Linked DNA regions of Homo sapiens: regions 2, 3, 4 and 5 are each linked to region 1. The links are chromatin contacts, found by Hi-C or POLR2A ChIA-PET in ENCODE. All regions are on one chromosome and are shown on one strand. The core of a region is the stretch at or near the end of the contact, and the rest is flanking DNA. Distances in the headings are between cores, read along the strand shown.

Region 1 (2,611 bases), core at 58-2,557:
GCTCTCCTCTGCTCTTACCTCGGACCTCCCCGTCTAGCCTGGCTGCTTCGCCCTACATGCAGCACACTCATCTCAGCTTTGGGGACTTCTCTCATGTTGTTCCCTCAGCGTGGAGACTTCTCCAACTGCCAATAGTGCCCTGCTCTCTAGTTCAGCTCAAATGTCACTTTCCCAGTATTGCTACCTGAATTATGCCCCATTATTTTGTTTCTTGACACACTTATTCAATGTGTAATTATAGAAGAGACTGCGGGTTTGTTTACTGTGTTTCCACCCATAGATGGTGAGGCCCATGAGGAGAGGGTCTGAAGGTGTTTCCTCAGAGCCCAGACCATTCACATAGATCACCGTGTATCTTCAAGTCTGCATTCTGAAAGCTCCCGTGTCACTAAAAGTATGACAAAATAAATGCATTATGGGAAAGAAACAGAAAGGAAGAGAAGGGAAGAGAAGAGAAGGAAAAAAGGAAGGAAGGAAGGAGGGAGGGAGGGAGGGAAGGAAGGAAGGAAGGAAGGAAGGAAGGAAGGAAGGGAGGGAGGGAGGGAGGGAGGGAAAGAAAAAGCAAAAAAGAGCGTAGACCAGCGCCTGGTACAGGAAGCACTGAATCCATTTTGTTAAACCAGAGCTAACCCTTGAAGGCCTCTTTCTAGATGAAAAGGAACCTGCCAGGCGCGGTGGCTCATGCCAGCACTTTGGGAGACCCAGACGGGTGGATCACCTGAGGTCAGGAGTTCGAGACCAGCCTGGCCAACATGGTGAAACCCGTCTCTACTAAAAATGCAAAAATTAGCTGGGCGTGGTGGCGGGCGCCTGTAATCCCAGCTACTCGGGAGGCTGAGGCAGGAGAGTCGCTTGAACCCGGGAGGTGGAGGTTGCAGTGAGCCGAGATCACGCCACTGCACTCCAGCCTGGGAGTCAACACTGAAACTCCGTCTCGAAAAAAAGAGGAACCTGAGGCAATGGAGACCCCCTGAAGGATGAGGTCTGGGGTTGTCACACAGGAAAGCAGCGGATGAAGGCGCAGCCCAGAGCCCTTCGGGGGCCTCTCAGGCCACCAAGCAGCCCGGGAGTCCCGACAGTTCGCCTCTGGGGCCTCAGTGTTAGGGACGGGGAGAGGCGGGGCTTCCTCCGCGGGGGCGGTGCCTCGGCCCAGTTCCAGGGGCGGGCTCTTCCTCAGGGAGCTTCCTCATTGGCTACCCACTCGCCCAATGAAGTTCCACCTCTCGGAGGTAGACGCTCTACCCAAGTGGGCCCCTCTCTATGGTCCCACTTCCTCCCGCCCAGAGTCTCCGGGGAACCACAACACGTTACCCATGGGCACCTGTGAAGCTGAGGCAACCTTCTGGACCCCAGCGCACGCTCTCGGCCAGCTGTCTTCCTGCTCGAGCCCCTTATGCACAGGAAGTCTCACTCCTCGCCGAAGAGCAGGTTCATCTATTAATTCAGTCAACCAACACGCAACACCTGCTGTGTGCCAGGCTTTGTGCAGGCGCTGGGGGCATAGGAGGTGATCCGGTTTCTTTCTGTGCATTCTCTCTTACTCTCTTAGAACCATCTCAGACACAGCCTGGGCTTAGTGACCTCCACGTGTGGGACATTCTTGTTTGCTCAGACGTCCCTCCTGGAGATCTCCAGTCCTCCTGGATGCTTGTCCCACAGTCCCCCTCCAGCACGACATGAGTCATTCGTTTATTTACTCAAAAAATATTTAGCGATCACCTACTAGAAGCCGACACTGTTGTAGGTTCTGGGGATGGCGCTGTGAACACGGCAGATGGAATTCGTACTCTCTTATATGCTGATTGAGCAAAGACAAGAAACAAATAATAGATGAATGTGATTGTTTGCCATGCAGTGATCACTGCTGTGAGGAATGAAAGCTGGGCCCCACGGAGGAGACGATGTTTCCGCAGATGGCTCTGGTCGAAGAAACATCAGTTCTCCCCACACCTGTTCCTCCTCTTTCTGTCAGTGGCGTCTCCAGTCTCTCCTGACCAGAAAACCTGGAGTCCCCAGCTCTTCCCCTGTGGACTCCATCCCATGTCCCTCTCGCACCGGCCCACTCCCTGCACGCCTTCCCGTCCTCCCCACCTCGTCTCTTCCCTCCCTTCCTCTTGTCTCATTCCTGTCCCCTTCTAACTCATCTTCGCCCGCCGCTGCCAGGGTCGCCTCCCATCCATAGCTGCTTAAAGACCTGCGGTGGTGACCAGGTGCTCTCGACAGAAATTGCATAATTCCAGCTTGATAATCAGTGTCCTCCACAATCTTGTCCTAGCTAGCCCCCCAATCTTATCCTTCATGACAATGTTTTGCACCCCCAGCATGGGGACTTGGCGGTATGTTCACAGCGTTTACCTCCTCTGACCCCCTGCTCGCCGCTAGTTTCCTCCTCCTGAAGGCCCTCCTCCACCCTTGGTGGCTAAGTGCCGGCGCCACCTGCCACCTGCGCCACCTGCCACCTGCCACCTCCTCCTCCGAAATTCCTTCCCTCACACGCGCACACACACATCACACACACCACAGCACACACACACCACACACACACACCACTCACACACACCACTCACACCACACACACACCACAGCACACACACATCACACACACCACAGC
Region 2 (2,611 bases), core at 83-2,582, 830 kb before region 1:
CTCTTTCTATTCATCTGTAAAATGCTGATCAGATTTGAACTTGCTTTATACATATTGTGTTACTTGGCTAACAGTATTTTAAAGACCTCTGTGCTTCAATAATCTGTAAAAAGGCCAGGTGCGGTGGCTCATGCCTGTAATCACGGCACTTTTGGGGGCCGAGGTGGGCAGATCACCTGAGATCAGGAGTTTCCAAGACCAGCCTGGCCAACATGGTGAAACCGCGTCTCTACAAAAAATACAAAATTTAGCCAGGCGTGGTGCTGCGCAACCGTAATCCCAGCTACTCAGGAGGCTGAGGCAGGAGAATCACTTGAACCTGGGAAGCAGCGGTTGCAGTGAGCTGAAATTGCGCCACTGCACTCCAGCCTGGGCGGCAGAGCGAGACTCTGTCTCCAAAAAAAAAAAAAAAAAAAAAAAAGTTTCATCTTTGTCTCTTTGTTTTAACTTATGTAAAGTTTCAAACATACTCAAGAAAGACTAGAATAATTAACTAAAATGAAGTACTAGTCACCAGCAGTTTTTAATATTTTGCTGACATCACTTATCTCTCTCAATACTTTTTTCCCCCTCTGAGGTATTTTTAAGCACATTTGGGGGCCAGGCGCGATAGCTCACGCCTGTAATCCCAGCACTTTGGGAGGCCGAGGCGGGAGGATCGCTTGGATCCTGGAACCCAGGAGTTCCAGAACAGTCTCAACCACCACAATTAGCAATAAAAAAATAAATAAAAATTAAAGCACATTTGGGCAAGATGTTTTAAAGATCTCTGTGCTTCAATTGTCTAATCTAGGAAACGAAGATTATAATATCGAATTCACGGGGGACAATTATATTGAATATTCAATAAATGTTAGTTATCACTGTTTACAGTGGTACCTATGTGCACAGCCCCCTCCAGCGCGTAAAAGCACTTTACAGCGCAGCGCTCCAGGCTCAAGATAGATGTTATTGTTGTTGTTATTATTATTATTATTATTATTATTTTGAGACGGAGTCTCGCTCGCTCTGTCGCCCAGGCTGGAGCGCAGTGGCGCGATCTCGGCTAACTGCAACATCCCCCTCCTGGGTTCAAGCGATTTTCCTGCCTCAGCCTCCCGAGTAGCTGGGATTGTAAGCACGCGCCACCGAGCCGGGCTGATTTTTGTATGACAGATGTTATTAAAGACAGCGTGGAGAAACCAGAGCCTGCGTTGCTGAGCTTGCGGCCGCCCGCTTCACACCGCACTTCAGATCAGCTGGGTCAGGACGTGGATTGTCCCGTGCAGGCATCCATCGTCGAGTGTGGCAACGAGAGGGCGGGAACAGGAAGTGAGGATAGGCCGAGTTCCGGGCGCGAGGCGGCCACCGTGGAGAGCAGAGCGCGGCGGCTGGAAGCTGCTAAGTCAGAGCCGCGATGTTCCGGATTGAGGGCCTCGCGCCGAAGCTGGACCCGGAGGAGATGAAACGGAAGATGCGCGAGGATGTGATCTCCTCCATACGGAACTTTCTCATCTACGTGGCCCTCCTGCGAGTCAGTGAGTGTCTCCCGGGCTGTGACTGTGAGACCAGCGGGGAGCTCACCGACGGGCACCCCTTAACTCTAAGGGGTCATCGGGGCCTTCGAACTGAGCTGAACGGTAGCGGGGAGCAAGGAGGGTGCGCGTTGAAGGCGACGGGCATATGCGCGGTTTGAGGTCTGCGGGTCAGGGTCCGGGCACTGAAGTGCACGTGGTGGCCGGCGCGCGTGTTTAATCATCCTGGTTCTCCCAGCTTGAAGAATGTTTGAGCTGCCGGGCGCGTTGGCTCACACCTGTAATCCCACCCAGCACTTTGTGAAGCCGAGGCGGGCGGATCATTTGGGGTCAGGAGTTCGTGGTGGCGGGCGCCTGTAATCCCAGCTCCTCGGGAGGCTAAGGTGGGAGGATTGCTTGAATCCAGGAGGCGGAGGTTGCAGTGAGCCGAGATCGCGACACTGCACTCCAGCTTGAGTGACAGAGCAAGACTCCATCTCAAAAAAAAGAATGTTTGAGCTGAAAGAGCTCAAGTAATTATCCCTAGAGGAACTCCCTCGTTTTTGCAGACAGAGAAACAGAGAAACAGAACCATAGTTCTAGAAGGAAGAAACAGCCTTCTTGGGAAGGCTGGCCAAAGGTCACTCAGCGATTCAGTGAATGATCTTGACCTAAAATCCAGAACTCTTAACTCAGTACCAGGTTCCTTCCCTTTCTTTTCTTTTCTTTTTTTTTTTTTTCCTCGATACACAGTCACGCCCTGTTGCCCAGGCTGGAGTGCAGTGGCGCAGTCTTGGCTCACTGCAACCTCTGCCTCCCGAGTTCAAGCCATTCTCCCACCTCAGCCTCCCAAGTAGCTGAGATTACAGGCGCGCGCCACCACGCCCGGCTAATTTTTGTATTTTTAGTAGAGATGGGTGTTTAACCATGTTGGCCAGGCCGGTCTCGAACTCCTGACCTCAGGTGATCCACCTGCCTCAGCCTCCCAAAGTGCTGGGATTACAGGCGTGAACCAGCGGCCGGGTTCCTTCCCTTTCAAAAGTGCTGACCTTTGAAATCCAAAAAGTTTTGCTTCATTTCTGTTTCTTTGTATAGAGGGTGAAGTGAGTCATTAGTTT
Region 3 (2,611 bases), core at 49-2,548, 720 kb before region 1:
CCAGTTCTCATCTCTCTAGAGCAGAGGTTCTCAATCCAGGGAAATCCACTCTGGTGCTACTGGCATCTAATGAGTAGAGACTAGGGATGCTGCCCCCACAGCAAAGAATTATTGGCCCAAAAAGTCAATAGTCCTGAGGTTGAGAAACCCTGCTCTAGAGTATGAACTCTGAGTGGGGCTAGGCCTGATTTGGCTGTTTTCCTAGAAGCTTGCAGCACAGGGATGCAGAGGGGCAGGTTCCATAAATGCTTGTTGAAAGAACAAATGAATGAAAGATGGAGCCTGTCCCCACATCCCAGGCTGCTGGGCATCAGAGTTCTTCAAAGCTCCATTTGCTACTACTCCCCTTTTTCTCCCCTCACTCCCTCCCACATCCACCCACTCCCAGGGGCCTTCTGAGCCCTGCAGAGTGGAGACAGCTGGCAACTGCTTCACTTACCAGGATCCGTTGATTCCTCTTCCTGGGGTTGGTGGAATCTTTGTTCTCATACAAGGTAAAGCGCATGTTGCCTGGACTCTGTAGCTTCCCGTTGGAGAACTGGACTGTAAGAGTGCAGCCCAAGAATGAGATGAGAGCAGAAGGCCACACAATGTACCACACAATGTACGGTGGGACTAGACTGTCACTGGGAGGGAGTGTCAGAATGGGGATGGCAAGGAAGCTCGGGTCCTGACCCAAAGGGAACTGGAGGAGATCCGGGGCCAGCTGAGAAGAGGAGGTAGGGAGGTGGGAGAACCCTGGGGAGGGGCTGTGACAGGAGGGAATGTCTCGCGGAAGGAGGCTGACAGCAGAGGCCTGGTACATACCTAAAGTGACAGAAGGAACCCCTGCCCAGTGAAGAGAGGGAAATGGGGGAGGCGGGAGACCTGGTGGGTGAGGGGGTCAGCAGGGTCCTGGACACAGCTCTGGGGAGCGGGTGAGTGGGATGTCCCAATCTGGCTGGGAGGTAGTGACAGAAAGACGGACAGGGGAGCCCTGACAGAGCCCAGGGGAGTGGTGGAGACTAGAGGGGTCCCGGCCCCGCTGGGGAGAAGCCCAACGGAGGGCGAGAGGACAGCTGAGGTACCGAGACGGAAGGGGAGAGGGTTAGAGGAGCACTGCTCCAGCTCCGCAGTCTTTACCCAGTACAGCTCTCTGGCTCCCGTCGGGCGCCCCACAATACTGCCACCTCGCACTCGGCAACACCTCCGCCGCCATCTCGCCTGTCTGTCCGCCAAGCACAGGAGTTAAGACAGCAGCAGCCACAAGCGCACTTTTAAACACGCGGGAGCCCAGGCCGCGCTGCGGGCCGGAAAAGGCGTGGCCCCGCCGGGCACCGCCCACAGCGCGCGAGCCGCGTGTCCCCGCCCCCCGCGTAGAGAGGCGTGGTCTCCGCCCACAAGGTGCCACACACCCGCTTGACTGGCCGAGGCGCAGCACCTGATTGGCTCAGCGCTCGCGTGCACTCTGGGTTTTGTAGGTCCAGAGCCCGAGGCGCCAAAGGCTTCAGCCTAAGCTTGCTATGAGCCTTCTTCCGGCTCAGCACCTTCTAAAGAGAGTGTCGTCTCTCTCTCCTACCGTGACAAACTCATCTTCCCAAGACCTGAAGGACCAAGTTCAAATTTAGAATTCTCTGACAGGAACTGCTTGAGCCCCAACTAAATGTGGCCGCTGGCGAATAGCCGCCCCTCTCTAGGGCTTCCCACCCACCCACGTGGACATCCAGCTCTAGGTACAAACTTTGTCCACAGTCCGACAAACAGCTCCCCGCCATGGGCTGTGGCGTGCACACCTGTGGCCCAATCAACACTGAGGTGATGGAACAGAAGCCCAGCCAACCCCGGAGCCTTTGGGCAGGAGATTCTGGACTGGAATAGAAGAGGGAGTCCGAGCTGATGGACATGTCCCTTTTTCACTGCGGATTCAACCCTTCTTCTGCACGGGGAGTTTTCAGAGCAGAAAGAAGGCGAAAGCAGGGCCTTTAAGCATGGACGCTGGCCGAGGCCCCCTTTGCCCAAAGATGCGTACTATTGAAGGGCAAGAACTCCGGTTGACTCCCCTCTGTCTTCCAAATCACCTTCTTTCAAGACTCTTTTCCTTCCACACACCCTCAACACCCGCCTCCAACACCCAGGATCCTAGGAATAACCCTAAAGCCTGCATGCCCCTTTGCCTGAGCACTTGTCACGCTTTTCTAATTACCCAATCTCAAACGTAAAGAAACACTGCAAGAAATGTTTTTGCCCTGAACCATTTAGAGTAAGTTGTCAACCTGATACCCTTTCAACCCTGAAGACTATAGTATTTCCTACAGACATTCCCTAAATAACAACACAGCCATCAGAATCAGCAAATTGCCGGGCGCAGTGGTTCACGCCTGCAATCCCAGCACTTTGGGAGGGAGAGGCAGTTCTATCCCTTGATTCCAGGAGTTTGAGACCAGGCTGGGCAACATAACAAGACCCTGTCTCTACAAAAAATAATATTAGCCATGTGTGGTGGCGCACGCGTGTCGTCCCAGCTACTCGGGAGGCTGAGGTGGGAGGATTGCTTGAGCCTAGGAGGCAGAGGCTGCAGTGAGCTGTGATGGTGCCACTGCACTCTAGCCTGGGCGACAAAAAAAAAAAAAAA
Region 4 (2,611 bases), core at 29-2,528, 610 kb before region 1:
CTGAGACGGGGGTTTCACTATGTTGCCCAGGCTGGTCTTGAACTCCGGGGTTCAAACAATCCTCCCACCTCAGCCTTCCAAAGTGCTGGGATTATAGTCATGAGCCATTATGTCTGGCCAGAATTGTGTTAGTTTAGAATGGGAAATGGAGAGCTGTGACAAGACATTCTTCTGCTACAGCCATTCATTTGTTCATAATGATACTAAGCAAGACGGAGAAACATGTGATTCAAATGCCTCTTTGGGAAACACTCCCTTGTTTGGGATCTGCAGGCACAGGTATGGACAGTTCCCAACTCCAGAGCAGACAGTAGAATGGCTCTATAAAACAGAGGGATGAGAATTTGGGACCGAGGTGGGGCAGTGCTGGAACAATGGAGGGAATTGAGGGGGAGAGGACAGAGAGAGTGGGTAGGGGGAGCTGCAAGGACAGTGGGAAGCTATGCCCAGTGTCATGTAACCTGTCCTCGTAGCCCCAAATCTTCACTGAAACTCCTGAATCCCGTAAAACATTTGATGGGAGTGTATTTGTGTGTGTGTGCAAGTGTGAGCAAGCGTGTGCATGTGTTATTGTGTATGTGGCAGCATGTGTGGTGCAAGTGTGCATATGTGCATGTGTACATACTTGCGTGTGTATGAGTGTGAATATCGAGTGTGAGTACAGAACTGAGAGGAGTTCTGTGCTTCCTGCCTGGACTGTCTCAGGAGTGAAGCTGAGGCAGCATGCGGGCGTCATGAGGAAGTAAGCCTTGGTATCTCAGAAATCACACACCAGAGGGCTGGCGTCAAACCTCTGAGGGGCCAGGAGCTTCCAGCTGAACTGAGTCACACATTTCTGGAGCGCCCCTTTGGGAGAGCAGGTCCTGGCTGACAGGCAGGGCCTACCCACCACGTTGAGAAGCCTGAGTCTCCAAGGGAACGGTGTTCAGGACTGATTAGCAACATCTCCCCCGGGATTTGACAGGAGGTTTGCCCTTCCTGGCCTCTAATGGGTGCCAAGCAAAACGCTGGGCTTTTGGGATACAGAGATGAATCAGATACCTGCCCTCGAGGAGCTCCCAGGCTTCTGTGGGAGGCTGAGAACGTAAAGAGACAATGACAAGCCAGTAGCTAAGGGCTAGGATAAGGTGGTACTCAGAGGCTGGGGGGCAGAGCTGAGAGACACAGTGACGGTGCCTGCAGCAGAAGGGAAGGGAGTTTCCCCGTGGAATTTCTGACGGGGTTTGGGGAAACAGTAGGAGGGCATTTCCAGCAGGGCCCACAGCATGAGTAAATTTTCACAGAATAAAAAGGTAGGGGTGTCTTGGGGGTAGATCAAAAGGAGGTGTGGCAGGAGACGAGCAGGACAGGAAATCCGGGGTGATTGGGAACGGCCCTGAGTGCTGTCCCTAGGAGGGTAGTCCCTAATGGGGTCACCTTGGCCAGGTTTGCCCGTTCTCATCCTGGCAGGCCCTTGGGAGGGCAGACACCCTACAGGTGCAGCTCAGGCATCTCAGGACACCCCCACAGCTGGAGGGAGACTTTCTCTGCCCCTGTGCTCCTGCTGTGTTTGGAGCTGGAAGACCCAGTTCAGACTCTGCGGGACCCTGAGCCCTGTCTGAGCCCTGGTGTTGTGTATGTTGTGAGCCGCTGCAGGTGCAGGACAAAAGGCCACAGATAATTTGCATGGGATGGAGAACACATTTGCAGTTTCCTCCTCTCACAAATTGGAAATTTCACTTTCACAGCCTTTCTTTCCTCATCACAACCACACCAGTTTCTTCATAGCACCACAAGAGTCTGTTGTCACAGAGAAACCCCAGCTTTCCTCTGTGGTGTTTCTGCCTCACTGGCCTCTAGGGCTCCAAAAAGTTCAACACCCAACCATAGATGTCCCCTCCTTCAGGTCTCCTGCAAACCCTGCTCCCACGCCCTGGTTCCCCACCTTGTGGAAAGAGTCTCACACTGGGGTCGGGCCTGGGCAGTAGTCCTGGCTCTGCCCCCAACTCAGTATGGGATGCGAGGCTCTCTCTGGGCCTCAGTTTCCCCATAGGTACCAAGAGCATTCTAGACTTCATTATCTCTGAAAGTCCTCCAAGACAACAGTGACTTTCTGATCTTGAGAGTTTCTTTCTCTTGGGAACCCCAAGATAATCTATAGCACGTGCTGGGGTCTTGGCCCCTGGTGGCCTAGGAACTCGCTTCCTTCGGGCATCTTTTCTGTTTGCTCTGCTGCTGCTCCCCACTCCCTTCCCAGTTTCCTCCTGTCCTCAGGTCTAGTTCCTGCATCTCAGAGTTCATTTGCTCCCTGACGCATCGTAACTCCATGGGAGGTGTTATTTTAGAGGTGCTCAGTCCACGGTGCTAAAGGAGGGGATGGGAGTCGGCTTCCTGGCCCAGGAGGGAGGCCTCTTCTCCATCCAGCCCCTCACTCCCATGCCACAGCCCGGCTCATGCTATGCCCAGAGATTCTTGCAAATAGCTGAAGGTGCCTAGAAGTAACAAGGCTGTTGAAGCTCAATATTTAAACACATTTTTCACTCCCTCCTAACTTGATGAAGTTTGCAAATTGTTTTCTGTTGACAAAATGTGGCAGAGAGAGTGTGAGGGGGTTGAGGGGGCACCAAGGCCT
Region 5 (2,611 bases), core at 34-2,533, 580 kb after region 1:
AGTAGTGCCCTATTCTCCCTTAGTTGGAATTTTTTAAGTGAATGAAAAGCCGTATTTCATTTCTTCTAGCTAAATTTCCTACTTCTTTGTATTATTAAGTAGGTCTTTTCCACTCATGATCCTAAGCATCACACACAGGTTAAGGCATCCAAAGGTCAAACTGCCATCCTACCTGCCCCATTTTTACTTGAGTTTGGCTGAGAACATTCTCTATTCACCTCTTCATCCCTCCCTGATTGGTTTAGGCTAATCTTGGGTTCTGCTTAGGCAATATTGCCTACCAAAGCTGTTCCCAGAGGAAGAGCTCCAGAAGTCCTAGCTGTAAATCAATCGCTCAACGATAGCAAACTCCTACCGCGCTTGGCAGTTCTTTCTCCAGACCTAGATCATCTTTCGAGTTCCCTACTCCCTCCTTCCTCCTCGTAATCCAACACTCTGTACACCTTAAGTGCTTAAATGCTGAACTGCATTGCTACTTTTGTTTGTATCTCTCAAAAACGATATTTCCATTCTTATTTTTTTCCGCCCTCCTTTTCTAATAACGAGTTCTGTGCTCGGCTCAGACTTATAAGCTTATAAGTCTGGAAAAACTGCGCCAATGCGGTTGCTTCAGAGACCGGACTAAAGGCACAGCAAATGCTTAATGAAAAGTTGCTGAATTGAACGGGCTTCTTCCGGCTCCGGAGCCTGCCACCCTACACTTGCTTTCTCGCTCCGCCCGCGCCCAGAAGCACTCAAACATGCTGAGAACCGAACAGGCTTCTCGAGCCTAGGTTTCTGAAAGACCGGGCCAGGGTCTCGTTTCCTGTTTGCACTGCTCCCTAACCTCCTAATTCAGCAAGGAGCACGAGTCACACAGAAGCTCTCGGACCCACTGTGGACCGAGTTTCCAGACAAGTCCTCTCGCCCCAAACGCGCCCGCACTCTCACCCGGACCCCCCGGCGGCTCGCCGTGCGGCTGGGGCCCGGGGGCGCCGCCGTCCAGGATGGCGAAGGCCTCGTCGTTCTCGATGCCCGCAATCTCGCTCTCTTGCTGCGCCAAGAAGGCCGCAGCCGGGTCTTCTTCGCCGGCGCCGGCCACTCCGTTCCCCAGCGCGGGACCGCCAGGGGCGCCGGCAGGGGCGCCGAACGGATCCAGCTCAGCCATGGCGGGCAACTGAACGGCACGGACACCAACGGTGAGACAAAAACCAACCGACCCACCGACACCACGCCCGGCAGCCACCGCTGTGGTGCCGACTGGGAGAGGAGGACAAGCGCCAGGAGGGAGACGGGTAAAGCGGAAGCCCTACCCGTGTATCCGGTCGGTCTAGGCGGTGTTGCAGAGCCGAAAAGGGAACAACCAATCAGAGGACAACAATGGTTCAGGAGCTACCCAATCAGCAAGTGGAGGGGCGGTCCCCCTAAAACAACTCGTGACTGGGGTAGGGCGGGAGGTGAGGGAGGTGAGCTGCGCGGGCCCCGGGAGGCGGAAGTGCTGCCTGATAGGGAGCGTCCTACCCACCCCGTCTGCTGGAGCTGGACTGACCAGGGACGGCCACCCCTGAGGGGACTCTAGTGCTGCACTGGGAGGTGAGGTGAAGTTAGGGCAGCGACGATTGGCCGATTACTGAAGAGGCATGCCACTTAGGCTTTCTGAACCTCAGTTTCCTCATTCGTAAAATAGAAACAAGAATCCTGCTCTTGCGCCCCCTCCCGGGATTATTAGAAGATTGAATCCTAAAAAAAAAGAAGAAGAAGATTGAATCCTTTTATGGATTTGAGGGTCCCTGGCTTTATAAATTTAAAATATTTAATTCTTTCAGCCAGCCTGGATTATTTGCTCCCTTAGAGCCCATAGATTTACTGTAATTGATTCAGTCCACTCCGATTTTTCTCGCCCATAAGTATTTTTATTTAAAAATGAATATATCTTATCTTCTTCAACGAAGCACTTTTGCAGCCATTACGTCTTTTCGGAGCTAGACAGAAGTTACTAAACCTGGAAAATTCCTTAAGGATCACTTGCTTCAAAGGGAGACACGGTGGCCCTGCTGTTCAAGGAGCGTCAGTGACCCAGAGAGTCAGTGACCAAGAGGAAACGCCTGTCTCCTGGGGACTTCCAAGATACTAGCTACAGTCTCTTATATTTACACCTTTCCTCCCTAAGGACAGCAGGAAAAAGAAAGTTCCGTGTTTCTTTTTAAATCAGGGAGATGTTAATAGCTACATGGCTCATTTTGTCTACACCACAGAAATAACAGTGGTTCCAGTTAATCATGCTCATGTTGAGGGGGAGTGCTTATGCAGGGGCCACCAGAAGACCCCTCTCCTTCACTACCACCACCACCACCCTAAGAAATGAAAAGCCAAAAAAAGAAACCAAAAAACCAGAGGTCAACAAGAAGCTTCCAGAGGTAGTCAGCAGGGGACAAGAAAGTGTTTTTATAAAAAACGCACATATCTTTGATGACAAAAAAAAAGGGATAGCTATGAAGGAAAAATGAAGCAAATAAAAATTATTTAAAGCATATATTTACTTAAAGCATAATTTTAAAGTCATTTAAAGTATGAACCATAGGAAAGTGTTGAAGAAAAACATTTAAGAAAGTTAAAATGTTAGGGTCTGCAA

The links. A loop is a pair of places that touch in the nucleus more often than their neighbours do. ChIA-PET counts read pairs that join two places held with the same protein, here RNA polymerase II (POLR2A). Pooled maps may share reads with other maps.
Region 2: a map of naive thymus-derived CD4-positive, alpha-beta T cell shows a loop between it and region 1 (31-fold over the local background). The contact joins the promoter of TOMM5 here to the enhancer-like site in region 1. A Hi-C loop is called at or near these places in 3 of 168 maps with a recorded cell type or tissue (CD8-positive, alpha-beta T cell and naive thymus-derived CD4-positive, alpha-beta T cell), 2 of 37 single-sample maps with no recorded cell type and 10 of 50 pooled maps.
Region 3: a loop to region 1 is called in a map of CD4-positive, alpha-beta T cell, with 2.8 times the contacts of the local background. The contact joins the promoter of POLR1E here to the enhancer-like site in region 1. A Hi-C loop is called at or near these places in 1 of 168 maps with a recorded cell type or tissue (CD4-positive, alpha-beta T cell), 3 of 37 single-sample maps with no recorded cell type and 8 of 50 pooled maps.
Region 4: a loop to region 1 is called in a pooled map, with 5 times the contacts of the local background. The contact joins two enhancer-like sites. A Hi-C loop is called at or near these places in 2 of 37 single-sample maps with no recorded cell type and 5 of 50 pooled maps. POLR2A ChIA-PET finds 5 or more read pairs at or near these places in 1 of 52 experiments (Panc1).
Region 5: a loop to region 1 is called in a map of naive thymus-derived CD4-positive, alpha-beta T cell, with 12 times the contacts of the local background. The contact joins the promoter of CLTA here to the enhancer-like site in region 1. A Hi-C loop is called at or near these places in 1 of 168 maps with a recorded cell type or tissue (naive thymus-derived CD4-positive, alpha-beta T cell), 2 of 37 single-sample maps with no recorded cell type and 10 of 50 pooled maps. POLR2A ChIA-PET finds 5 or more read pairs at or near these places in 1 of 52 experiments (WTC11).

The regions. Positions count from the first base shown.
Region 1 is chr9:36,764,732-36,767,342 of GRCh38, reverse strand. No RefSeq gene overlaps it. Among named protein-coding and RNA genes, the nearest start is that of MIR4475, 58 kb to the left of the region's middle. RefSeq lists enhancers at 1,313-1,472, 1,993-2,511, 2,512-2,611. Within about 2 kb of position 1,307, at least 5 of the 41 ENCODE cell types and tissues checked have a DNase peak (open chromatin) inside an H3K27ac peak, as active enhancers do.
Region 2 is chr9:37,591,318-37,593,928 of GRCh38, reverse strand. TOMM5 (translocase of outer mitochondrial membrane 5) reads left to right here and starts at 1,332. Exons shown (of 2, transcript NM_001001790.3): 1 at 1,332-1,517. The coding sequence starts at 1,397. RefSeq lists a silencer at 1-17 and an enhancer at 976-1,735.
Region 3 is chr9:37,484,635-37,487,245 of GRCh38, reverse strand. It overlaps POLR1E (RNA polymerase I subunit E), which reads right to left and starts at 1,298. Exons shown (of 12, transcript NM_022490.4): 1 at 1,123-1,298; 2 at 440-543. The coding sequence starts at 1,198. RefSeq lists a silencer at 1,171-1,500 and an enhancer at 1,242-1,833.
Region 4 is chr9:37,370,343-37,372,953 of GRCh38, reverse strand. All of the region lies in intron 1 of LOC124902153 (a long non-coding RNA gene), which reads right to left. Among named protein-coding and RNA genes, the nearest start is that of LINC01627, 23 kb to the left of the region's middle. Within about 2 kb of position 1,278, at least 3 of the 41 ENCODE cell types and tissues checked have a DNase peak (open chromatin) inside an H3K27ac peak, as active enhancers do.
Region 5 is chr9:36,189,593-36,192,203 of GRCh38, reverse strand. It overlaps CLTA (clathrin light chain A), which reads right to left and starts at 1,283. Exons shown (of 5, transcript NM_001833.4): 1 at 931-1,283. The coding sequence starts at 1,147. RefSeq lists enhancers at 1,088-1,307, 1,023-1,648.